Regions from separate parts of the Homo sapiens genome. Here all the other regions are linked to region 2. A link is a loop called in an ENCODE intact Hi-C map of the cell type or tissue named here. Cell type or tissue: PC-9. All regions are shown on one strand.

The links. Hi-C counts contacts between places; a loop is a spot of excess contacts. Peaks named below come from ENCODE experiments on the same cell type or tissue, not always from the same donor. Only the 100,000 strongest peaks of a DNase experiment are listed, where the experiment ranks them.
Region 1: it touches region 2 in a loop (4-fold over the local background); 2 of 110 quality-filtered maps call a loop at or near these places.
Region 3: it touches region 2 in a loop (5-fold over the local background); 74 of 110 quality-filtered maps call a loop at or near these places.

Annotation. Positions count from the first base shown.
Region 1 is chr11:129,589,321-129,597,320 of GRCh38, reverse strand. No RefSeq gene overlaps it. Among named protein-coding and RNA genes, the nearest start is that of LINC01395, 24 kb to the left of the region's middle. In PC-9, no CTCF peak of the experiment used is centred here; a DNase peak (open chromatin) is centred at 4,020.
Region 2 is chr11:129,371,760-129,379,759 of GRCh38, reverse strand. It overlaps BARX2 (BARX homeobox 2), which reads right to left and starts at 3,912. Exons shown (of 4, transcript NM_003658.5): 1 at 3,538-3,912. The coding sequence starts at 3,724. In PC-9, CTCF peaks have their summits at 3,337 and 3,542; DNase peaks (open chromatin) are centred at 3,089, 3,609, 4,259, 6,009 and 1 weaker place; H3K4me3 peaks cover 5,359 bases; H3K27ac peaks cover 2,538 bases; H3K27me3 peaks cover 926 bases.
Region 3 is chr11:129,746,985-129,754,984 of GRCh38, reverse strand. No RefSeq gene overlaps it. Among named protein-coding and RNA genes, the nearest start is that of TMEM45B, 65 kb to the left of the region's middle. RefSeq lists a silencer at 4,053-4,152 and enhancers at 3,940-4,439, 4,440-4,941. In PC-9, a CTCF peak has its summit at 3,962 (motif pointing right); a DNase peak (open chromatin) is centred at 4,094; H3K4me3 peaks cover 347 bases.

The sequences.
Region 1 (8,000 bases), 220 kb before region 2:
GGTGTGAGCCACTGTGCCCAGCCCGCTGGAATTATAGGTGTGAGCCACTGTGCCCAGCCCCCTTCTAAGTTTTATGATAACATATTTCAGCTCATCTTTTGGCATCAGCAGATCCACTGAGGGGTTCCTATGGTAAACTCTGGGCCTCACTACTTTATTTCTTGAAGGTTAATGTGACGGTGTGAAAAAGAACATAGAGCCAGACAGAGCTGGTCCTAAGGCTCAGTTCTTTCACATAGCAGCCTTGGGGAATTAAACATTTTCTGAACCTCAGTTTCTTCATCGATAAGATGGGAATAATAAAGCTTATCTCACAGGGTAGTTGAGAGGATTACATAAAAGGTGACACAGAGGAGGTAGTCAACAAATGTGTTACCCTTTTTTCTGTCCTAACACTGCTCCTCACCTGCAAGTTAACAAATGACACCATTTCTTCCATTGTCTCCCATTGATTTATGCCTACCCTTCCATTTTTTGTCTCCAGCTAGCTTAGGCTTCCTTACCACAACCCCTTTCTTGGTCTTCTGGACTCTAGTAGCAGAATCTAGAATGGTTGGCAGTGTCAAATCAATGCATTGCAACAGTAACATACCCTCGAGCCTCACTTACGGGTTGTCTCAAGCCTATGGCTGAAGAATAGGGATCAGAATGTGCATGTACCTCACATTTCTGTAAGTTGATCTTGCTTCTTAAGCTTTCCTCTCTCCTTTCTACCCAGAAGATCGCCAACAGGGCCACTGTGCTCAGCACGTTCTTCCTGTGTGCAAGGCCTCCACTGTGAGCCCTGGAATCCTGCCATGCCCTGTACAGCTGCAGCACTTCAAACTCATTTTTGCTCCTCCCTGCCTTACTGACTCTTCTCTCATCAGTTTGGTTCCCTGAAGATCACTCTACCCACTCTCCATTGGCACCTGTCTTACAAACATTCATTGCTAATAACAATGATAACATGTCATACTTACATGAGGCACTTTGATATCTATCATCTTGAAGAGGAAGACACTTGGCTATTATTGTCCCCATCTCATGGATTAGCCTCAAAGAGTGACTTGTCCAAGGTGGGCATTACACCATAGGCAAGTGGCAGAGCTGATATTGTAACCCAGAACCAGGGCTTCTGGTGTCAAGGTCATAGCTCTTTGCATTCTTTGTTTTCAACCATAAACGTAGACCTTGACTAATTGAAGCAAAAGAGAATATATTGGAAGGGGACTGGATACTGAGTAGCTCATGGAATTGAAGAGAGACAACTGAAAAAACAAGCCTTGGGAAGCTGAAGGACCAAGATGGCCCCAAACGTCTAAGTAACAAGAGGTCACAGACCTTACCATTGGACACCGTCATTGTCCCTCTGCAACCTTACTGCGAATGAGAATCCTCAGTAGCAAAAGGGCTTAATTCACTCATTCACACTTCTCATGGGGGTTTCAGCCCACTAGGACTTCTGCCTTGTGGAACGGTGGCTCACCTACAGAGCTGACAAAACTGGCAGATGTCGATAACACAGCCTCCTAGGACATTATCTCTTCTTGTCATCTCCCCTCTGTGAGGTTTGAGAATCTTGTCACTTCAGCTGGCCTGGGAGCTCCTACCCCAGTTTCTTCCAGGAATTCCATACACAGCGCTGGTACACAGCCAAGACTTCATAAATGATCTTGGAAGGCTGAGTTAGGGAAAGAGTTCCTGTTCTCAGGGTCTTAGACTTAAGACAAGCCTTTTGGCTTTGTTTGAATTTGCTTTCTTAGTAAAAACAAAAAGAAAAACAAAAGGCCAGACATCAAAACAGAAGAGAAAGGCCTTTCCCCACATGCATTCCCAGGTGCCCAGAGCTGGCTTTGAGAAGCTTGAGTGAGACAGGCACACTCCCACTCAGTCCCTAATTAATTGATCACCTCCATCTGGTCAAAATGTTTACTGCTTCTGCCTACTCCTCAGCAGGGAGGAGTCCCTGGTTCAGCAAAGCAGCAAGTGTGAAAGGGGAAAACAACAGCCCCCATACAGCACATGCAGCACCACGTCTAACCCACACTATAGATGTGGCTCTATCTATAGCCTTGTCATCAATCAGCAGGTGATGAGGTGTGGGAGCCGCGCTGGGTCCCGTCACTGCCTGGGGCACTTTGCAATGTCACTGCGTGCATTCTTCATCCAAGCTAAATAGAGTGCTGGGTGGGGTGCTCTTTCTTGCACTATTTACAAGCCCCTGGGATTTTTCCTTATCCCAAAGGACTGTGAAGGGAACATGTGGACCTCAGCAATTTCTGTGGTGAAGTCATAGGGTGCTAGGAGGGCCACCTGAGCCTGGGAGATTAAACCCAAGGCTACTGAGCTTTAAAGATAGGGATGGGGTTAAGGCAGAAAAGAGGCAGGAAGAGGAAATTTGATTCTTCTAAATCTTACCTCATTTAAACATTTGTGTGGGAAAATTCCAATTATGCTTCTTGACAGAGCAGATTTTTACAATGTTCCAAATGTAAAAGTTGGAAAGAGGCTACAAATGAAAACAAGTCGGTAATACCTAAAGCCAAAAATAAGCCAGAATTAATCAGAATTACCTAACTATCTCAGGCTAAGTGGAGTTCAAATGATCTGTAATCTAGAATCTAGATCAACCTTCCTCTCACTCCCACAGAAAACTCTAGAATGTGACATTGGGAAAATGCTCTGTCATTTCAGAGGCACCACCTCCTGATTCTGTGGTCCTGGCATGTCAGCACCTGACTGTGGTGATCTGAGAAATGGGGATAGTAAGGCCTGCCCTGGCTCCCCAGATGGCTTCTCTAGAGATGCAAGACACATTGATGTGAAGCAGAGCTCTTCAGAAGTGGGGCAATGCTGGAAGCGGACGTTGTGGGGTGTTTGGTGGCTTCTCAGAACTCATTGGCCATGTCCAACCCCCTTCTCTTCATGCCCTATTTTTACTCCTCTTTCAAATGTCCTGCTCTTCACTTCTCACCACATACTTCTTCTTCGAGATTCCTTTTCCCCGGTTCTAGGTCTTGGTTAAGATTTCCCAAAGGTATTTTCATGGATCCCTAGTCCCCAAAATGGCCCACAACTAAAGGAGGTTCTAAGAACAAATTGGTTTGAGAAACAACAAGCACCATGACCGCCTTTCAGAAAGTACAGCTCTCATTAGGCTCTGAGAAGTCTTGCAGGAAGGAAGCTTGTCTACCTGTGCTCTTTAGTTAGTACTTTCATAATTAATTTGACCACAGAAGCCATTGTTCAAATATCGCCTATTAATACCTCCCCCAAAATACAGCTTGGGAAATGTCCTAGATAATGATGATGATGATGATATGATGATGATGATGAGGCCCATTGATCAAACACTTACTACATCAGAAATAAACACTTAATAACATTTAACTCTCAGGCAACCCAGTGAGATGGGTGGCATTACCCATACCTAGAAAGTGAGACTGATTGACACCCAGGTCTGGCTATTTCTGTTTTACAAATAAGGAAAATGAGATGCAAGGAAGGTAAGTATTTTGCCCAGTCTTATAGCTAGTGAGTAGTGGAGTTGGGCCATGAACCCAAGTCTTGTACCCAGGTCTGTCTAACTTTAAAGGTCCCACTCCTGATCACCGCACACATGAGCCTGTGGCTCGTAGGCTGAGTTCACACATGGCTTCACACTGGAGGGGCTGCTCAGGCATGGCCACCCCTCAGGAGTTTATATGATGGAGGGTGGAATTGGATCCATAGGCAGCCAACCTAGTGTATGGCCCTCAGCAACCCATAAAATGGGACAGTCACACCCTCTGGAATCCATTGCAATGGGACAGTCACACCCTGTTGCTGGAAAAAACAGGAAACCCAGATTCAAGAGCTGGAGTGGTTTTGACCAGTGTGGTTTAACCAGGCAGCAGCCATGAAGCCTGAAGTGCTCCAGAATCTGTCCTTTCAACAAATCTACCCCACCCTCCCAGGACCAGAGCTTTGCTCCTGCATCCACAGTGCTCAAAGCTGCTTAGGTTGCCTGGCTGCTTTTCGCTAATTGAAACCTGTTGTGGTGCCTGTTGCTATAAACACTTGGCCAATTTGCATAAGTATGTGACATTATAAAAGTTCCTGAAAGATCTTATCCACATGGCTGGCACAGGGCCCAAATGAAAAGCCAGGTAGACAATGTGTGTGTTATTAAAAGAAATAATAATCTTGTTTATGTTCCTTGTGCAGGTGAACAGGGCAAGAAATGGAAAGCGTATCCAATCCAGAGGCAGTGAGTATAGCCTGCTTTGTTTTGTTTTGAAATTATTTGAGTTATTTTTCTTGTACCTCCCAAGCTGCCTGTCACATGTGAAAAGCCGGATTGAGGCTGTTAAGGTTATACAAATGGGTTTGTGTTTTGCAGCGGAAGGTTCTGAGTGCTGGAGACTCACAGAGCAGGAGGAAGTTTGGAGATCACCACGTCCAGTGGTATCATTTTACAGATGTGGGAAACTGAGGGCCTGAAACTTGCATGAGACTCCTGACTTCTATGCTGGGGCTCGCTCACACTTTCCAAAAACACTCCAGAATCAACCAATACACTCACCCTCATTTTCAACAGAGTAAAATGCATTTAGATGTAACAAGACAAAATCAAAGCCTTCCCAAGCTTTGGGGTTTGGTGAGCCCACGGCCTCCTGAAGCCCTCTAACCTCCCCAGCTCTCAGTGATAGTCAACTGTTTAGGACCACCAGCCCGAGCCAGGAGCTGGCGTGTTCTTTCACATACAATTTCTTTCAACCTTCTGAGCTCCTCTAGGAGGTGAGTCCTTTTCAGCTGTGGAAATCAGGGCTGAGAGAAGTTAAATAATGCTCCTCAGTTACACAACTAGAAAGCAGGGCTGTGAATGAAACGCAGAACTGGCTAACTGCAAGCACTGGTTTCATCACTTCGTAGGGTTGTTGGAACGATTGAGCAGGACGGCACCCGTGAAGCACTGGTATGGTGCCTTGCACACACTGGGTACTTTAAAAGTGTCAGATTCCACCCCGATGTCTGTCCCGAGTCATCCATCACCTGCATTAACTCCAATAGAAATCATCTACAATACGCAGCCTTATTAACTCATGGTTCACCTAAAATGACCTTTTCTCCAGAGTGCCTTGAAAACCCAGTTAATTCAGTTCAGTAGCCCCCAAACACTAATTTCACAGATTTGCTCAAGCTTGCTAACACTTGAGGGGTTGGCTGGTGGTTTGCAACCAAGCAGACCCCCATTCAAGAGGCCAAGAAGCTGTTATATTTTCTAAACACTTAAAATTGACAAGGAGGATGTTCATCTTGTCCCACCTCTTAGCCAGGCATGAAAATTCTGCATCTCTCTCCATTGCGGACAACCAAGTTTGAGCAATGTTCTTGTTATTGTTGTTGGGTCCCTACCAACTGTCTCTCTATGCATGTTTTTGGAGGCCTCGAATTGAACAGTTAAGCAGCAGACAACTCACTGTGTTGGAGAGTTTTAGTAAAGAGGGTGGAAAGGGAACAAGGAACTCAAGAAACCAGGGAGCCAGAGGTCATTCTATGACAACGGTCCACTTGTGTCTTTCCACTGGTTCACTGTGGGGCTTTGCACACCTCACTCCAAGTAGGGCAGCAGATCTGTTCTCCCTCCCATGCCAGTAACATCATTAGGGCCAAATGAGCTATGAGAAAAACCAGATTCTTCCTCCTCCCTTCCTCTCCCCTCCACCATGCAGTTACCTCCAAGGCAGGACACCTCAGCCTGAAGTCCAGTGTCCAGGGACAGAGGAGGCCTGCATCTGTGGGACAGGGGTGGGGAGTTGCAGCTGCAGGACCGTAGAGGTAGCGTCAAGGCTAATGGAAGGAAGGGGATGGTGGGAAGGGGAGGGGATGGGCGTAACGTTTACTGAGCTCATACTACGGGCCAAGAACTTGACACTTCTAAGCTTTCTTAATCCCCACAGAAATCCTGTGGGGTAGGAATTATTATCTCCTTTGTACCAATGAGGAAACAGAGGGTCAGTAGGGTTAGGTAACTCACCCGAGGTCATATGACTCTGGAGGTGGAGCCGGCATTTGAATGCATGTCTTTTGATTTCAAGTCCTACCTTCTTTCCAGGAGCACAGGCACCCTGTGAGAGCAATTCCAAAGTGCTGACTCTGTTGCTTGGCCACGTTACCTTGTGACCCTGAGCCAGCTGCTTGCCTTCTTAGCTTTCTTACCTGCAAAATGGGGTTATATCTAGTGCCTAGTTCCTAGGGTTGTTGTAGTAATTAGATGAGATATGCACATAAAGTGCTTAGCGCAATGCCCAACGTGTTGGAAGAGTCCTGCAGATGTCTGCCATTGCTTTTATGTTTGCTGCTGCTGCTCCTACTTTCCTGGGAAGTCACTCTCCCTGTGCCTCAGTTTTCTCAGCTGTAAAATGGGTGGATTGGACTGGAGATGCCTAATCTTTCCAGCGATAAAATTATATTACTCTGCTTGGCATTCAGTTCAAGTCTATCTTTCCAACCTGCCTCCCCTCAGGGCTCCCCTGCTGAGTTCCTTAGTTCTTACAGCATGGTTCTAACCCTGGTGCCCTGCTTGTTTTTGCCACTGTGTAATTCTTTCAAGCCTTCACTCCCACTCCTTACCTTCCTTGACTTATCTTTGCTTTCTTCTGCCAATTTGAATTCTATACTTCTTTCAAGGCCTAGATGAAAACTCAACTCTTCCATGAAACCACCTCTGGCCAACCCCGCCCTGAGATGATTTCCCTTCCATTTAAATTCCCTGGGCTATTATGCCCGCGGTTGACTCACACTGCTTCCAAATGGTTTGTATTGTCTCACTGACTTCTGGTTGATTTAAACAAATTCCCTAAAAGTAAACTCCCCAAGGGCAAGGACCTCGTTGTCTACTTTGGTGTTGCCTCAGTGATGGCCAGCACAGTCCTGGGCATATTCTTGGTGAATTGAGGGGACGCTGCGTGGGTCACCCCCTCCTCCCTGGGTGGCTGAGCACCTCTGGGGAGGGGGTTTTCTTCTGGTTGCCTAGGTCTATAAGGGTGAGTAAGATATCACCTCTGCCCTCACGGAGTTTGCGGAGGGAAAGAAGGAGACTTGTAAATGTAACCAATTGCAGAGTAATATGATGAATACTATTCCCATGGCATGGGGGAGGGTGGTCCCCTTTGTGGAGAGGAGGTGAAGGCTTCTGCCAGCTCAAGGAGGAGCAAGCGTTCCCAGGTAGATGCAGGAGTGGGCTCTGTGCAGTGTGCACAGGGTGAGAAGATGCAGTACATCCTGGTGTATCGAGGTGGGCTAAAGGGTGTCTTTTAGGGGAGGGAAGCAGATCAGGGACAATGGTAGGAAATGGAGTCAGAAACATAGTTTCTCCTTATCCAATAGCAGTAGGTCCTTATCCCCTGGGACCACAGCTAAAGACCATGCCAAAATCAGAAAAGGAAGAGCTGTGTAAAGAGCTTCATTTATTTATTTGGCATGAAAATGCCCCCTTAAAAAAATCATGGTGATAATAGCAGTTGCTTGATGTTTATTTGTTTTCTCATTTCATTTTGTTTTCTTTTAACATCATTACTTGACAAAATACAGATTTGGCAATTCTATGTCAGAGGAAATATTCCAGGTCCATATTCTTGGAACTACTCCTCTGGGAGCTATTGAAATACATGGAAATAACAAGCAAGTGCAACGTTGATTTAACTCAGGGGGACAGGTGAGGAGCTTCTAAATAATTTCTGCTTTCTGCTGATGAGGATAGCAGATGTGGCCAATGATTGCAACGGGTGCTTTTAAAATGCAAAGCAGAGAGGAAGTCTGATGGATTTCGGTGGCTTTAATCCCTGTCCTCTCTTGTGAGAGGCTCACTCTGTGGCTCCTTCTCTGTGCTCCTCTCCTCTCCTAGCTATTTCCATCCGCTGCTCCTCCCTCCCTGGGAGGGAATGGAATGTGTCCTTATTCCTGCAGAGCCTCTTGGGGGCAACTCTGACTTTATCACCAATCTTCCTGTCTTTCAAAGCAAGGGCTGACAACTG
Region 2 (8,000 bases):
CAGTATCTTCATGTGAAAACCCTTAGGGTAATTGTAACAATCCTTATTTTTGTGAAGCAAGTTATCCATTTTTTCTCAACACGCCTCAAATTTAGAAACTGCCTGATTCTAAAGATCAGACAGAAAGGCAGAGGCTTCAAAAATGACCACGCCGATGCTTCCACAAACTATTCTACCCCAAGAAACCAGCTTTCTTCAAGTGGGCTTTTCCACCAAGAAACATTAATCACAACCGGAAAAAGAAAATAAAGCATCCTAAATGAAGTGTATTTATGATATCCTAAAATGCACCTCTCTTTTGGCCTTTGTAATGACGGTCAATGCTCTGAAGTTGGAGAGCTCATCGCTGATTTCTAAATGGCATTACACTGCCTTCTGAGTAGGGATTACTGTTTACAGATTTAAGAATAAAACCAACTTTTTATATACTAACTTAATTCTAAGCATATTCCACCCCTCACCAATGGCCTGAATGACACAACTCTTTTCAAATGGAGGCATTCTTTTGGGCTTAGCTGTTTAAATTTTAGTTTAAATGTGATGATAAACCGTTCTGTGGTGAGGCTTACAGGGAAAGGATTCCCTTTTGCAGTGTCTATTAGGATGATTTACGAGACGTACTAGGAAACCGAGAGAAATTTAGAGACATCTTTCCAAGACTAAAATTATTGTGTTTATAATAAGAAAGCGTCTGTTAAACAACAATTTTTGGAAGGTGAGGATTCCATCAAGGCTAGAATGTCGAACAATAAATTCCTGTCAGGTGATTATCTGCCTGAGATGAAAACTATTCCCATTTCTCAGTTTGCTTGAATACATGCTATTCTGCCTGATATTTGGTACCATAAATTGACCTTTAGGTTACTAAATCCACAGAGCATGAACTGTTTCATTATGCAGTGTTTTTTTTTTTTTTAATGCTGTAGTTTTCTTTCCATCCCAATTTTATGCACTTATTGTACATGCTGGTAACTTTTTAATTTTGAGGCCTTTTTTTTCTCTTAGTTTTCATTATTTTACCTGACACAGTTCACTTCTGTTACACGTCTTTAAATCTTAAATCAGCAAATGAAAGGCTGAGAAAGTTCAGTAACTTTAATTCCAATGTATGCCTTTCACTTGAACTTTTTATGCATTGCTTCCACCACCAGTGCTCAACATTTAGTTCCATCTAGCAAAAAAAAAAAAAAAAAAAAGAAAAAGAAAAGAAAAGAAGAAAATTACAGTGTCCTTTGGGATGCCAGCAACTTATTGTTGTTGTTTTTAATTAATAAGAAAAAAGATTACATTCATCTAATCAAAGATTTTTGTCCTGACCTTAACTGTTAAAAACAAAAATGCTTTGAAAGTATGGTATTTGCAAAACCCCTGAGAAGACACTAATGGGATTCCCATGATCTAATACATGTAAGGCTTTAACTGTAACTGTAAACCCACTGAAGGCTTATGATCTGAAAGTATGAACTATTGTAGCCAGTTTTTATGGGTTTAATTCCACCAGCAAATCCCAGTTTCTATATTTTAATTCTCAACTAGAGCAAAATAACGACACATTTTCAACTAACAATCCGAAAGAAGAAAGTACTGGAATAACGGAGCCAGAAAACCATTGCCAACAGCCACCCTCTACCACGAACCATCAGTGAACTTCGAAAAGCACAAGACTGAGCAACACTTAAGTCTGTGAAATACGTGCATTTCACTTATAACACTCACAAAACTACATATGAATCATTTTTTTTTCCTCTGATTTATTTCCCACACAAGGTTCAATAAAACACGACACTTACTCAGCCACCTCTGACTGAATGACTATTCTCTGCAGCTATTTATTACTCCTCTTCTGCCACGTTTTCTTCTATGATCCAATTCTGTGACTCCTATAAGCCAGGAAAAGCTGCCTTCAAGTCAACACAGCACAAAGTCACTGAAAATTCTGCCGGCACTAGGCTCTACCTAGGTGCTTAGAAGTTGTTCTGTTTTGTCCTGGGAATGTCCCATACGCAATGTTAATGACTGAAACAGATCCTCTCTTTTTCCTCGAAGGGAATTGAGTTATTATAACAAAGGATGATTTGTGCTCAAAACAATATTCAACTTATCACCCCTATTCAGTATGTATGTGTCCAAGGGTCCACAACCACCTATACACAAATGTAAAAATATCAGTTCTCAGGAGATCTATCTTGTTTCTAAAATTTCTTATTTGTTCCTTGTTTCATATATTTCTTGGTTTTAAAAATTCAGTATTACAAGGCTTGTTATGGGACATCAGGCCTAATTCTACCTTACAGACAAATTAACTTTAAAAAGGCATAACTGAATACAGTATACATTTTACAACCAAATACATGTAGGAACAATTTGGTTTTAAAAGAACTTCACTGTATGTATTTATCATATGTTTACTGATTGTCATATAGGGACTATCAATGGAACCAAGAGAAAATACAGGATTCCACGCATTGAGCATTAACAACTCAAATGTTCCAAAAAATATCTTCCAAAACTGTTGGCCCTTCATTTTTTCATTTTAAGTGTAATTTAATTTATCTCATGCCTCTCATGCAACTAACAATCTCAAAGGTTCTTTTGGTTTGGAAATACTTTATGCTTACCTTTAATGGAAAGCACACTCAATAACTTTTTTCTGATAAAAAGTGCTCCTACTTCTTTTTCGTTTTATTATACCCATGTTCCATAACCTAAATCCTAACAATGCCGAGATACTTTGAAACTTGGATCTTCTCTTAATGCATTCAAAATTTTAAAAGTACCTTGGATTTATTTTCGATAGAAACTCTACTACGTTTTCAATATATGTATTAAGTTCTCTTTATCTTTACTATTGCTCTTACCTCCCGTGAAGAGAGAAAACCAGGTGTGAGTAATGTTTTCATTGTTACCATTGCTGGTTTTGGTCACTTAAGACAAACGAGGGTGACCTTTTCGGCTTGACTTAAGACAAACGAGGGTGACCTTTTCGGCTTGTGCCACAAAGACAATGTACTTCAGAACTACTTTCTCAGAGGGCGATCATTGTAAGCAAAGCTCAGTGAATTCGAGATTTTGTTGAGAACCTCAGGATACTGATTTACTTGCAAAATTCACAGTGGAGACAGTAGGAGGCTGGACAAGTTAACTCAAGGTGAGATGCAAGGCCGCCAAGCTCAAGTTTGAAATTCACACACACCACCACTTCCTGAAACAACGATTTAGACGCTGAACCTGCTCAAGTGTTTGAACTTTCAGCAGGAAACGAGGAAGCGTTCTCCTCCGAGCAGGACAATCAGGCGTTGCGCGAGCAGCCCACTCCTAAGGCCCTGCCGCCTTTATTTCCACTCGTGCCATCCACACCTTGCGTGGTCCTTCCCGGCCACGTCGCAGATGCCTTTGCAATGCCCACCGCTTGCTGAGGCGCAGGAAAAGAATCCCTTAACTTAACCCTTCCTCTCGCCCTCGGATCGCAAAGCACAGGCCACCTACACGGACGTGAAAGCTACCGAACCCCACTTATCCCCTAGCGGAGCGTCTTACCCGTACAGGAATGCAGGGGCTTGGGTCGCACGACCAGCGACGGGCACACGGAGTAGAGGGAAAGTTTCTCAAAGTAATCGCAGGTCTCCTTGGAGAGGATCTCGTCGATCATGAAAGTCTTGTAGCGCCGCCTGGCTGCTTTGAGCTGGCCGGGCGAGCTCAGCCTCAGCTCGGCGTGGCAGTGCATGGTGAGCCGGCGCGAGCGTCCGCCGGCCCGAGCGCGGCTGCGAGTGCCCGGCCCGCTGGGGCCGCGGGGCTGGCGCGACGGCGGGGCCTGGGCCCCGCTCCCGGCAGCTGGGGAGGCGGCGGGGCTCGGGTGGCGCGCGGAGGAGAGCGGGTAGCGGGCGCGCCTGCCGCGCGTCTAGACCCACCCGCAGATCAGCATCTTCGCTGAGCCTTTTTGGGACAACGCAGCTGTCAATCAGCGCGAGCTTCCTGCAGGGCCGGGTGCGGAGTGTGTGCTGAGGGGCGTCCGCGCCCACCCCGCCCCCGCCCGCCCGTGCCACTCCGGCGCCGACCTGCGCGCCTAGTGCCCGGCGGCTCTCAGTCGCTGCCTCCCGCTCTGGTGTCTCGCGCTCCTCTGCCTGGCTCTCTATTTTAAGACGCTCGTTTTGGCTCTCCTCCCCCTCCCCCCCGGGACGCGCTCCAGGTGTGTGTGCAGGAGTGTGCGCGCGGTGCGGGGAGCGCGCACCGCCCCAGCCCGCGGCCAAGGCCCAGGCCGGTAGCTCCCCGGGGCAGTGTTCCCCATGAGCACCTTACTGCCTGTCCTGCCACCCGCCGGCCCGGCTCCCAGTGTCCGCAGCCCAGCGGGAGGGCACGTTCAGGTCTCTTACTAGAAAGAAGTCTAGTCCTCACTAGGCTCCCGGGACTTCGGGCCACAGAGCCAGTGCCCCCGAGGACCCACCGTGCCTTTCTCCTTCCCCGCGTGGACGGTTTCCCGAAGACCGCGGCTTCCCAAGCCCTCCACTCGCAGTCTCGCAGCCCGCGCTGAGCCTGCGCGCTCCGAGCGTAAGACTTTTGAGCTGAAGTTGCAAACTTGACTGCCCCAAGATCCCAAATCATAAATGACCCTGGCCCCGTCCGTTACCCTCATAAAAAACTGAGAAAAAAAAAAAGATAAGAAAAGAAAAACTAATAAAAGTGTGAGTTATCGCCGGGCGCGGTGGCTCAAGCCTGTAATCCCAACATTTGGGAGGCCGACGTGAGACGATAGCTTGAGGTCAGAGGTTCGAGACCAGCCTGGTCAATATAGGGAGACCCTGTCTTTACAAAAGAAAAATTAAAAACAGGCATGGTGGTGCACGCCTGTAGTCCCAGCTACTGGAGAGGTTGAGGCAAGAGGAAACCTGTAGTCCCAGCTATTGGAGAGGTTTAGGCAGGAGGAAATCTTGAGCCCAGGAGTTCGCGGCTGCAGTGAGCCGGGATCTCGTCACTGCACTCCAGCCTGGGCGACAAGAGCGAGATTCTGACTTTTTAAAAAAGTGTGCGGTTTTTTTTAAAACATTGTTTATAAAAACATTTTTTCCTCGTTGGAAAGGGTCAGAGCTGCACGATTCTAGGGAGCCGGCGGGCACTGGGGCAGCCTGTCCCATGCGGGCTTCTCCCAGCGCCCGAGTCTTCCGGCAAAGGGGCTTTCAATATCCGGATCCCTCGCGATACGACCGGGTTAGAGAGTCGCGAAGACAGGCGTTTATTGGGTGATTTGCCTTTTTCTTTCCAGGCTCTTAGTCTTAGGGTCTGTTCCAATCAAAATCTGTACGGACTTTAGTTGTTCATTGGAATTGCTGCGTAAAGGGGACCCCGCCGAGCCTCCGCGCCCGGGAAGCCTCCGGCAGCCTGAGTCGCGCCCGGTGTTCGGCGGGAACAGCCCAGTGCACGCCCGTTTCCACGACTTTATGTTGGAATGAGTGTGCATGGGGTTGGAAGGAAAACGCACGACAGGGACACTGAGAAGTATAGACGCGGATGGCCTTCCCTAGGGCCGAGTTTGGGGCCGGTGACATTTCCTCCCCGCTCCCAGCCTAGAAGCGTCCGCGAGTGCCGGCGGGCTCTCTGCGGAGCTGCTTGCCCAGGGGGCCCTGGTGGCCGCGGAAGCAAGTAAATGAGGGCGCCTGGGCCGGTGATTAAACTAGGAGGGAGGGACACGCCCAGAGGACTAATCATTAGGCTGTTAGAGAAAATAGATTTTTTCTTTTTTTTTTGAGACCGAGCCTCACTCTGTCGCCCAGGCTGGAGTGCAGTGGCGTGATCTCGCCTCATTGCAACCTCTGCCCCCCAGGTTCAAGCGATTCTCCTGCCTCAGTCTCCCGAGAAGCTGGGATTACAGGCGCCTGTCACCGCGCCCGGCTAACTTTTGTATTTTTTAGTAGAGACCAGGTTTCACCATCTTGGCCAGGCTGGTCTTGAACTCCTGACCTCGTGATTCACCCGCTTCGCCTCCCAAAGTGCTGGGATTACAGGCGTGAGAAAATAGATGTTAAGAGGCCAAGTCACAGCCTAGCATTAGACAAGGCCCGCAACGCGTCTTTGAGGAACTTCATTCCCGAAGTATTTGCAAACTGGCCTCCCCTCCCCTCCTCTCCATCTAGAATTGTTTTCTTTCATTCTCTTTCTCCATGCAGAGGCGGCTGCAGGGCAGGCGAGAACTGCTGCCAGGTGTCCGGGTGGCGCCGGGGGTCCTGCCGCCGGACTCTGGGGTCTACAGGCTGGCCCCAGGCGCGCCCCCTGCTTCCGCGGCGGGACCCTGAGGCTGGTCCGCGGTCAAAGCGCGGGACCCGGGACAGCTCACCGCTCAGCCCTGGCATCGCCGTCCGACGCCACGACGGAGGGGGTTCTCCCGGGCGCAAGCCGAGAGGGAAACCGCTGCGCCGAGTCGGGGCTGGGTCCCAGGGGCTCAGCGTTCGCTCCCGGGGCAATGCCGGGCGGGGAGCTTTAGGCGCCCCGAGGAAAGTGAGCCGCTGGTAGGCAGCCGCCAGTAAACTGAGTGCTTGCGGGCGATCTCACCCGCAGCGCCGACTACGAGGCGGGCTTGGAGCTGGGGACCAGCACCTGAGCGACAGCACCAGGACCCGACGCCCGACGAGGGGCCGAGCGCGTCGCGTCTATACTTTCTATCTGCCCGGCGTGTGCCCACAGAATGCGGCACTATTCGGGGCCCCGACTTTGCATTGCTCTTCTTTTCCTTAACCTCTTTTCTTCTCTCTGGTTCTTCCCCTTCCTTCCACCGCCACTGACTCCTCTCCTCTTCTTCCCTCCCACTTCTCCCTTCCCCGCATTGCTCCCCGCCCTTTGGGCCTCTCCTCCTCTGTCGAATTTCCCGCTTCTGTTTTCTCTCTTCTGCCCTCCCTTCTCCCCATCGTTCATCCTTGTTTTCTCTCTCTCTTTTTAACTTCCCTTCTCCTCCTCTCCTTCTTCCCTTTTTCCAAACCCGGGTCTGGACTCGCGTTCGCGTGTTCCTGGTCGCGGTGCTGCCCCTCGGAAGGCTGCAGGCGGCTCACGCGCAGGGACAGAGCCCAAGCCCGGGAGGGACCGGCCTCGCCTTGGCTGGCCGCGTCGCCCAGCGCTCTCACTCCTCTCCGCTTCCACTCGGCCACAGGCACAAAACTCACAAAATCCAGACACTCCCGCAGACGAGTTCTTTGATTTGAAATCTGCAGTGTTTTAATAGGTGAAGAAGTAAAAATTCCAATTCACCTCCTTGGATTTTCCATCTTTTCTATTTCGCGCTACAGAGGCAAGAAATCTCAGAAGGGGTCTGCGGGCACAAGTCCCCTGTGCAGTGGAGAGGGAGAGATGCCCGATCTTGGAGTCTAGAGCCTTGCGCTCTCTTTTGCTCCCTAAGCTGAGCCTCAGTTTTTTCATTTGTAAATGGTGACCACAAAACCTACTTCACAAGGATGGGCTTTCATAATCCATGCCTTTATACAAGTTTGTTCCCTTTCACTGGAATGCCCTTTACATCCTATCCCCTCCTTCTCTGCCCCAAAACCTAGAGACTTATCTCAAATGTCACCTCCTTTGTGAAGTGTCTCCCCACTCCCCAAGGCTGCCGATTCCTACTTCTGTGGTGGCATATCCTATACTGTATTGTCTTTTGCATGTTTATTTCACTCACTGGACAATGACCAGGTGGGCCTACGCCCTATGTTATATTATTCATTTGTATCACCAATACCCATAAAGCACACAGTGGGTTCTCAGTAAATGAGTCATGAATAAATGAATGAATGGGAAAATAATATGTTAGATGGGACATCAAATCTTAATTAGTTGTACTCAGTTTGTCTTTCTCTTTAAATGAGCCTCTCTCATTTCGGGTGTTTAGCAATGGCATCTAGCCCAATTCCCTTTTTGCCCCCCATCTCCCTTTTCTTTTTCCCACTCACTCTTTCCTGCTTTCAGACTGTAAAGGGCTTCTGTGGGAGGAAGCACACCCCAGCTGTCAATCATGAAGTGGGGCTTTG
Region 3 (8,000 bases), 380 kb before region 2:
TTCCTCTGTTCGTATTTGAATACCCTTTATTTCTTTCTCTTGCATGATTGCCCTGGCCAGAACTTCCAACACTATGTTGAATAGGAGTGGTGAGAGAGGGCATCCATGTCTTGTGCTGGTTTTCAAAGGGAATGCTTCCAGTTTTTGCCAATATTGGCTATGGGTTTGTCATAAATAGCTCTTATTATTTTGAGATACGTTCCATCGATACCTAGCTTGTTGAGAGTTTTTAGCATTGAAGGGGTGTTGAATTTTGTCAAAGGCCTTTTCTGCATCTATTGAGATAATCATGTGGTTTTGTCATTGGTTCTGTTTATATGCTGGATTACGTTTATTGATTTTCATATGTTGAACCAGCCTTGCATCCCAGGGATGAAGCCGACTTGATCGTGGTGATAAGGTTTTTGATGCTGCTGGTTTCAGTTTGCCAGTATTTTATTGAGGATTTTCTCATGGATGTTCCTCAGGGATATTGGCCTGAAATTTTCTTTTTTTGTTGTGTCTCTGCCAGGTTTTGGCATTGGGATGATGCTGGCCTCATAAAATGAGTTAGGGAGGATTCTCTCTTTTTCTATTGTTTGGAAAAGTTTCAGAAAGAATGGTACCAGCTCCTCTTTGTACCTCTGGTAGAATTCAGCTGTGAATCCGTGTGGTCCTGGACTTTTTTTGGTTGGTAAGCTATTACTGCCTCAATTTCAGAACTTGTTATTGGTTTATTCAGGGATTCAGCTTCTTCCTGGTTTAGACTTGGGAGGGTGTATGTGTCCAGGAATTTATCCATTTCTTCTAGATTTCTGAGTTTATTTGCATAGAAGTGTTTTTATAGTAGTCTCTGTTGGTAGTTTGTATTTCTGTGGGATCAGTGGTGATATCCCCTATATCATTTTTTATTGCATCTGTTTGATTCTTCTCTCTATTGCAATTCTTTTTTTTTTTTCTTTTTGAGACTGAGTCTCGCTCTGTCCCCCAGGCTGGAGTGCAGTGGCGTGATCTCGGCTCACTGCAAGCTCCGCCTCCCAGGTTCATGCCATTCTCCTGCCTCAGCCTCCTGAGTAGTTGGGACTACAGGTGCCCACCACCGTGCCTGGCTAATTTTTTGTATTTTTAGTAGAGACAGGGTTTCATTGTGTTAGCCAGGATGGTCTCAATCTCCTGATCTCGTGATCCGCCCGCCTCGGCCTCCCAAAGCTCTATTTCAAATTTTATACATTGTGGGTGGGAATAAAAAATGGTATAGCCAGTCTGGAAAAGTTTGGCAATTTCTTATAAAGCTAACGTGTTTGTCTTATAACCCAGAAACCCCACTTCCTAGAGAAGTGAAAACTTATGCTTACATAAAAACCTTTATATAAATGTTCTGTTGATAATTCTGTGATTATCTGATGTTCTATTCATAATTGCTCCAAGCAAATGTCCTTCAACAGGTGACTGAACAGGTTAATGCATGAAGAAGTTGTGGTATATCCATACAATGAAATACTACTCAGCAGTAGAAAGGAATGAACTGTTTACACATGCAGCAGCTGAGCACTTTCCAAGGCATGATGCTGGGGGATGGGGAAGGAAGTAGTCTCAGAAGTTTACGTGCTGTATTTCTCATTTTTGAGAAGATAAAATACTGATGGAGGATAGATCTGTGGTTGCCAGGAGTTACGAATGGGAGAGGCTGTGATTATAAAGGGAAAACATGAGGGAGTTTTTAGGGGTGTGATGGCACTATTTTGAATCCTGATTGTGGCAGTGCTTATGTGAATCTATACATATGTAAAAATTATAGAACTGTACACTAAAAAAAAATGTGTGTGTGTGTGTGTGTGTATATATATATATATATATATATTTTTTTAGATAGGATCTCATTCTGTTATCCAAGCTGGAGTGCGGTGGCACAATCATGGCTCCCTATAGCTTCAAACTCCTGGGCTCAGGTGATTCTCCCACCCTCAGCCTGCTGAATAACTGGGACTACAGGCATGTGCCACCGTGCCTGGCTAATTTTTTGTATTTTGTAGAGATGGGGTTTCGCCATGTTGCCTAAGCTGGTCTCAAACTCGTGGGCTCAAGCGATCCACCTGTCTCAGCCTCCAAAGTGTGTGAGCCACTGTGCCTGGCCTGTGTGATGATTTAAAGAATAAAATTAATAAAATTATAGATGATGAACATTGGATTCTGATATGGGCCTCCAGTTCCTCCTTGCTAAGGTGAGGCTGATGATTTGCAATCTGTGCAGCCATTATCAAAATGCTGACCCAGTCTTGCACCTCTATTCTGAGGCTTATGTATTTTGATCTGCTTTCTTGCTTTAGACCCATTATGACTGAAAAGACTTCTTAAATTTTGCTTTTCCATTCCAGAAATGACTGATTCCAACCTTTCTCCCCAGCTGCTCAGCATGGGCCTCCAGCTGTGCTCTGCACACTCTGATAGCGGAGAGCTTGTACTCACCCCCCATGTTTGAAATATAATTTGCATACAGTATAATGCATAGATCTGAAATATATAATTCAATGAGCTTTGGCAAATATATACAGTTGTGTGTTCATACATGTTTTACAACTGGCTCTCTGGTGGGATAAAAAAGCCCTGCTTTGTAGTGTTTGCCAATTTCTGGAGTATAAATATTTCCACCACGGTGGATTCCAAGCTATCAATGTGATGCTGACTGGCTTGCAAACATCCTGAAAAATTAACAGTCCACTCTCTTGATGGTGCCAGCAGGCTTCAGCACACCACTGCCTGTACATAACTGTGCAACCAGCACCTAGATCAACATTCAGGACATGCCCATCACCCCATAAGTTGCCTAGTGCCCCTCCGCAGTCAATCCCCACCCCTATCCTGTGTGGACAACGATTCTGATTTCTATCTCCATCATTTAGGTTTTCATATTCTAGAACTTCATGCAAATACAGTATATTTTTGGCCTGACTTTCTATTTTTGCCTCAGATTTGAGAGTCCCTCCTGCGGTGTTTATCTGGTTGTTTGTCTTTTTCATTGCCCAGTAATGTTTCATTGTATGGATGTACTATCATTGATTCTCCTGTTAATTGGCATTTGGGTTGTTCAAAGTTTTGGGATTTTCTGAGTAATCTTGAAAGTACTTGAGAGGCTGTAAAAAAGAGGTTCTAATATTCCTGGCAAAACTTTCTGCTGGGAAGAGGAAATAGATCCTGAAGCTTCAGATTTTACTGGCGATAATGAAAGAGCATCTTTGAAAGTGTCTAGCATGTGGCAGACATTCAATAAATGTTAGTGGAGTCTCACTTTGGCAGAATTCTGCTTCTAGGATCTGTGCCCAGAAATAGATCGTCTTTTACAGAAAGGTCAGAATCAACCATTGTAGAGAAAATTTAAAAATACCTCAGAGAGATTCCATCTTCTCATTTGATAAATCCATTTCAGGAATATTTCACGATTCTAACAATTAGAAAAATGTCTATGTGATATTTTTATGTTATACTTTAAAGCCTACCTGTTATACATATTATCTGATTTACTTCATACACATTTAATTTTCATTTTATGCACATTATTTTATTTAACTTTTGCTACAATGCTGCAAGGTAAATGTACTTCTACTTTACAGATAAGGACAAATGAGGCTCAGAAATGCTAAGTAACTTTCCTAGCTCACGGAGCTAGTGAGAATTTGATTGCAGTTGCCTGACTCCAAAATGCATGCGTTTTCCTCTGCAACGTGCGGCCCCACCATGTTCACACCTCACTACAGACAGGAAGCACATGTTATTCAGATAATCGCTACCCATTTTCCTTTCATCCTCGTTTTTCCAGCGAGCAAAACATCTTGTACAGTCAGTTTCTTTTTTCATTTCAAAAGTACACTTTGAATAGGCTCAGGACGGCCTGATTTAAGCAAGCAGAAGGAAAAATCCTTACAAAATCTGTGTGGGCCAATCAGCAATGTGACAGAACGTTCGGCAGATGGCGCTGTTTCCACACGAGCGTAACGGCGGCCACAAGCGTTCTGCCGCCAGGGGGCGCCGCGTTCCGCCGGAGAAGCGTGGCTCCCGGGCGCGCGGCCGCCGCCTGCCCAGCACCGGCGCAGGGCCCACGCCTCCGTCGCGGTGCGTCCTTTCCCTCCAGGTGGGACGCTGCAGGCCCAGCCGCTCCCTGTGCCTCCAGACAGCCAGGGCTCTCACGTGGATAGGCTGCTGGACCAAGCTCAGTCCAGGAGGCCGGCTTCAACAGCTTCTGCTCAGCTCTCCCGGGCAGCACAGGACTGTGCAGAGCCTCCCCTAAACCTCATTCTTTTCATGGGCAAAGGGAAGCACAGCAGCGTTTGCCTGTTCTTGCCAAGTTAGCACCGAGGAAGTTTCATCAGGGAGGGGCAGGGGCCTCAGAACAGGGAGGCCGCAGGGCGGCCTCGGCAGAAGGTGAGTGCTGGCAGCCCGTGGCCCGAGACGTTAAGCACTGCGGGGAGAAAAGGAGAAAGAAGCTCCTCGAACTTTAGGCCCACTCCGGTGTGTGAGGAGCCCGGCCGAGAGCTGAGAGCAGCCTGGTCTTCCCTTCTCGGTGAGGCTTGCGCACTTGCCTCCCTTGCTGCTTCCAGAGTCATAGCCCCGGCCAGTCCTCCAAGGGCCCGCGTTCCACCATGGCCAGACATTCCCTTTGAGAGTCTGCAAAGCTTGTTTTCTCTCGGAGAATTCTAGGCAATGCAGGTCAAAGAAAGGATTTTGAATCAAGTCCTCGGCTACGTCAGATGGAAGTGCTTACAAGAGCTGCATTAATGGAATAATTCTTTTACTCCATGATCTGACTCCTGTCTACGTCTTTAATATTTTATTTTATTTTCATTTTTTTTTAGAGTCAGAGTCTCTCTCTGTCGCCCAGGCTGGAGTGCAGTGGCACAATCACTGCGCACTGTAGCCTTAACCTCCTGCGCTCAAGCAATCCTCCCACCTCAGCCTCCTGAGTGGCTGGGACCACAGGTGTGCCACCACATCCATGTCCAGTGTTCATTCTCACTATTTTCCCCGACGCCTGCTGTTGCTTTTTTATACTACTTGCAGTTCCTCGCAATGTTGCAGAAGCACTGCCTCCTCCGTGATGGCCTTTGGGTTCGTCTAACTCTTCCTTCATGGTTTGTCCCCTTTATAGAATCAATAGCGCCTATCCCAGAAATCCAAAATTTTCACTGCACTTGAGACTATTTACTTATCCATCTCTGTCTTCTGGGCTGTCATCTCATTGAGTTCATATTCACCTTTGAATCTCCAGCATGCAGCCTGAGGACTGGAGGTCGCACTTAGTAGGTGTTCACTGAGTGAATAAAGGAAGGATAAAAACACTCTTCACTTTGCATTTAGGGAAAAAATAGATAATACAGAGATTTCCATCAAAACCAAACCAAGCCAATGTCTCTTGGAACCACACTGACAGTTTATGCCTTGGACAACTGGTGTGATGGTTTATGGTTTCTTCATTGTTGCTATGTATGTCTGTGAACGTATTTGTCTTTTAAATTACTTACTGGAGCAAGAAGTTCACTTTTACTTCATAAGGTAGATCCTTGAAACAGTCACTACTTTTAAAATAAAGTCTTCCCCTGTCCTCCTTGAAAGGTTCTTCTCGGGCTGCGTGTTGCAAGATCCTTCCTTGCAAGGCAGTCGATGCTGTCTTATCCCCTCCCCTGGAGCAGAACTGGGGTTACCTCTGGTAGCTTTGGACGTGGCCATCCAGGGTTGGTTTTGTAGAGATGAGACTCAGAGACATCAAATAATCTTTCCTTTACTCAGCATTGGAAGATTTCAAAGAAAGTATGTGCAGGAGGCAGAAGGTGGGGTCAGGATTGTTTAAATTTGGGGAGCTGCTTTTCTAGGGCAGTGAGAATTCTCTTGCTGGGTGGAGTTTGGTGCATGCAGCTGGGCTGGGGGTCGCTCCCAGCAGGGAACTCCTAAGTGCCAGCCCAGGCTCTCTGACCTGGGGCTAGTCTCCATTGGCAAATGCCACCCTCTGTCTCCCATCATCTCTCCCCTCATCTATGAAGAGGCAGGAAGGAGCTCTGGGAGGTGGGAGAGAGCAGAGGCCACAGTCAGTGTCCTCTGGACATGTTGATAGCTAGAAGCAGAGCTGAGGCCCTGGGGACAGACACCTTGTCCTTATGCTGAAGAGACCCTTTTTTAGCGGTCATTGCAAGTTGAGTTGGGATAAGGATTCTAGGTCTGGTTTATTTTTTTCTGGAAAGTATATACTTCCTCCGTTTCTCTGGCCTGATTACTGCCCACATGCCACCAGGGGATAGCTGTCCTTCTGCAGTAGTGGGAGACATGGAAGATCATGGACTCTGGAGCTGGACTCTCTGGGTTCAGATCCTGGCTTTGCCTCTTAGTAGCTGTGTGACTTTGGGCCATTCAGGTAACATCTCTGTGCCTAAATCACCTGTTCTGTAAGGTGGGTTCACCTCATAAGGCAGCTGTGAAAATTAAGCAGATTAGCACATGTTAAATGCCGATGACAGCACCAGCATGTAACCAGTATGCAGAGGACATGAGCTCTTACTGTGCCTGCCTTCTCCTTTCCCCAGCCCTCTCCCTTCAAGGTGGTCCCTGTTCATCTCAACAGGTACTCATTGGTGCCCCTGTACCCAGCACCATGACAGGCACTGAGGGGGATACAAGGAAGCTTAGACGTGGTTTCCATTCTCAAGAGGCTTATGATATGGGGACATGGAGACAAAAGCAAAGTAATAAAAATAAAAAACAGGGGAGGGAGTGGGGAAAGAATTGAAAAACTTCCTATTGGGTACTGTGTTCACTACTTGGGTGAAAGGATCGTTAGAAACCCAAACCTCAGTATCATGAAGATACTCATGGAACAAACCCACACATGTACCTCTTGAACCTAAAATAAAAATAGAGGCCGGGTGCAGTGGCTCCCACCTCTAATCCTAGCACTTTGGGAGGCAGGGGTGGGTAGATCACTTGAGGCCAGGAGTTCGAGACCAGCCTGGCCAACATGGTGAAACCCTGTCTCTACTAAAAATACAAAACTTAGGTGTGGTGGCTCACGCCTGTAACCCCAGCTACTCAGGAGGCTGAGGCACAAGAATCACTTGAACCAGGGAGGCACAGGTTGCAGTCAGCCAAGATCACACCACTGCACTCCAGCCTGGGTGACAGAGCAAGACTCTGTCTCAAAGATTAAAAAAAAAAAAAAAAGCAACTTTGTTAAAATATATGCCACTAATATATAAGTGTCATAGGAGTTCAAAAGAAGGAGACAGGGGGATGTGAGTGGCTTCATGAAAGAAGCCAAACTTGATTTGGGCCCGAAAGGGGGCAGAATATGGAGAACGGATTTTATGACTTTCCCCCCCACTATCTACAACTCTCTGAATTGTTCTGGCTTCTAAATCAAGATGGCAAAAACAATTGTCACCGCTCAGCTCAGGGAAATTCTCATGATGCCAGTTTACCTGGCAAGTTATACACAGGCTTAGGCCACTGCTGCCTTTGAAACTGTAGGAAAAATGCAAAACGTTCAAGGGCTGTCCCATTCCTCTGAATAAATACCCCTAAAGCAAGTGGTCCGACTCTGGGGTTGAGCTTCCCCCAGGCTTCGATGTCTGCCTGCGCTGTGGCTGTAGATGACTGACTTCCAGCCCAGTACATTCCACTGCTCTGAGCTGCTCCTGTTTCCCTCCAGAAGTCTGCAAAGCATTAAGCACTATATTTAACTCCAGCCTAAAAGAAAAATGCCTGCCTCTGAGCATCCAGACAGGAGAAAGGATTTTCACCTCCGAGGACACACAGTCATTGTTCACCTTGAAGCCATGGACACACAGGCCCGGAATGTTCATCCCCTCCTGGCTCTAGCTTTAGCTTTTGGGTGGGCTCAAGAAAGTGGAGGCCATTTTGATGACACTCAGTAGGTTAAGACCCCACACGTGGGAAGTTGGCTGGCTGAGTGGGGCTTTGTGCACAGCCTTGTGTAGTTAACCATTAACGGCTCATGAGAATCATCTGAGGAGCCTGTGGAA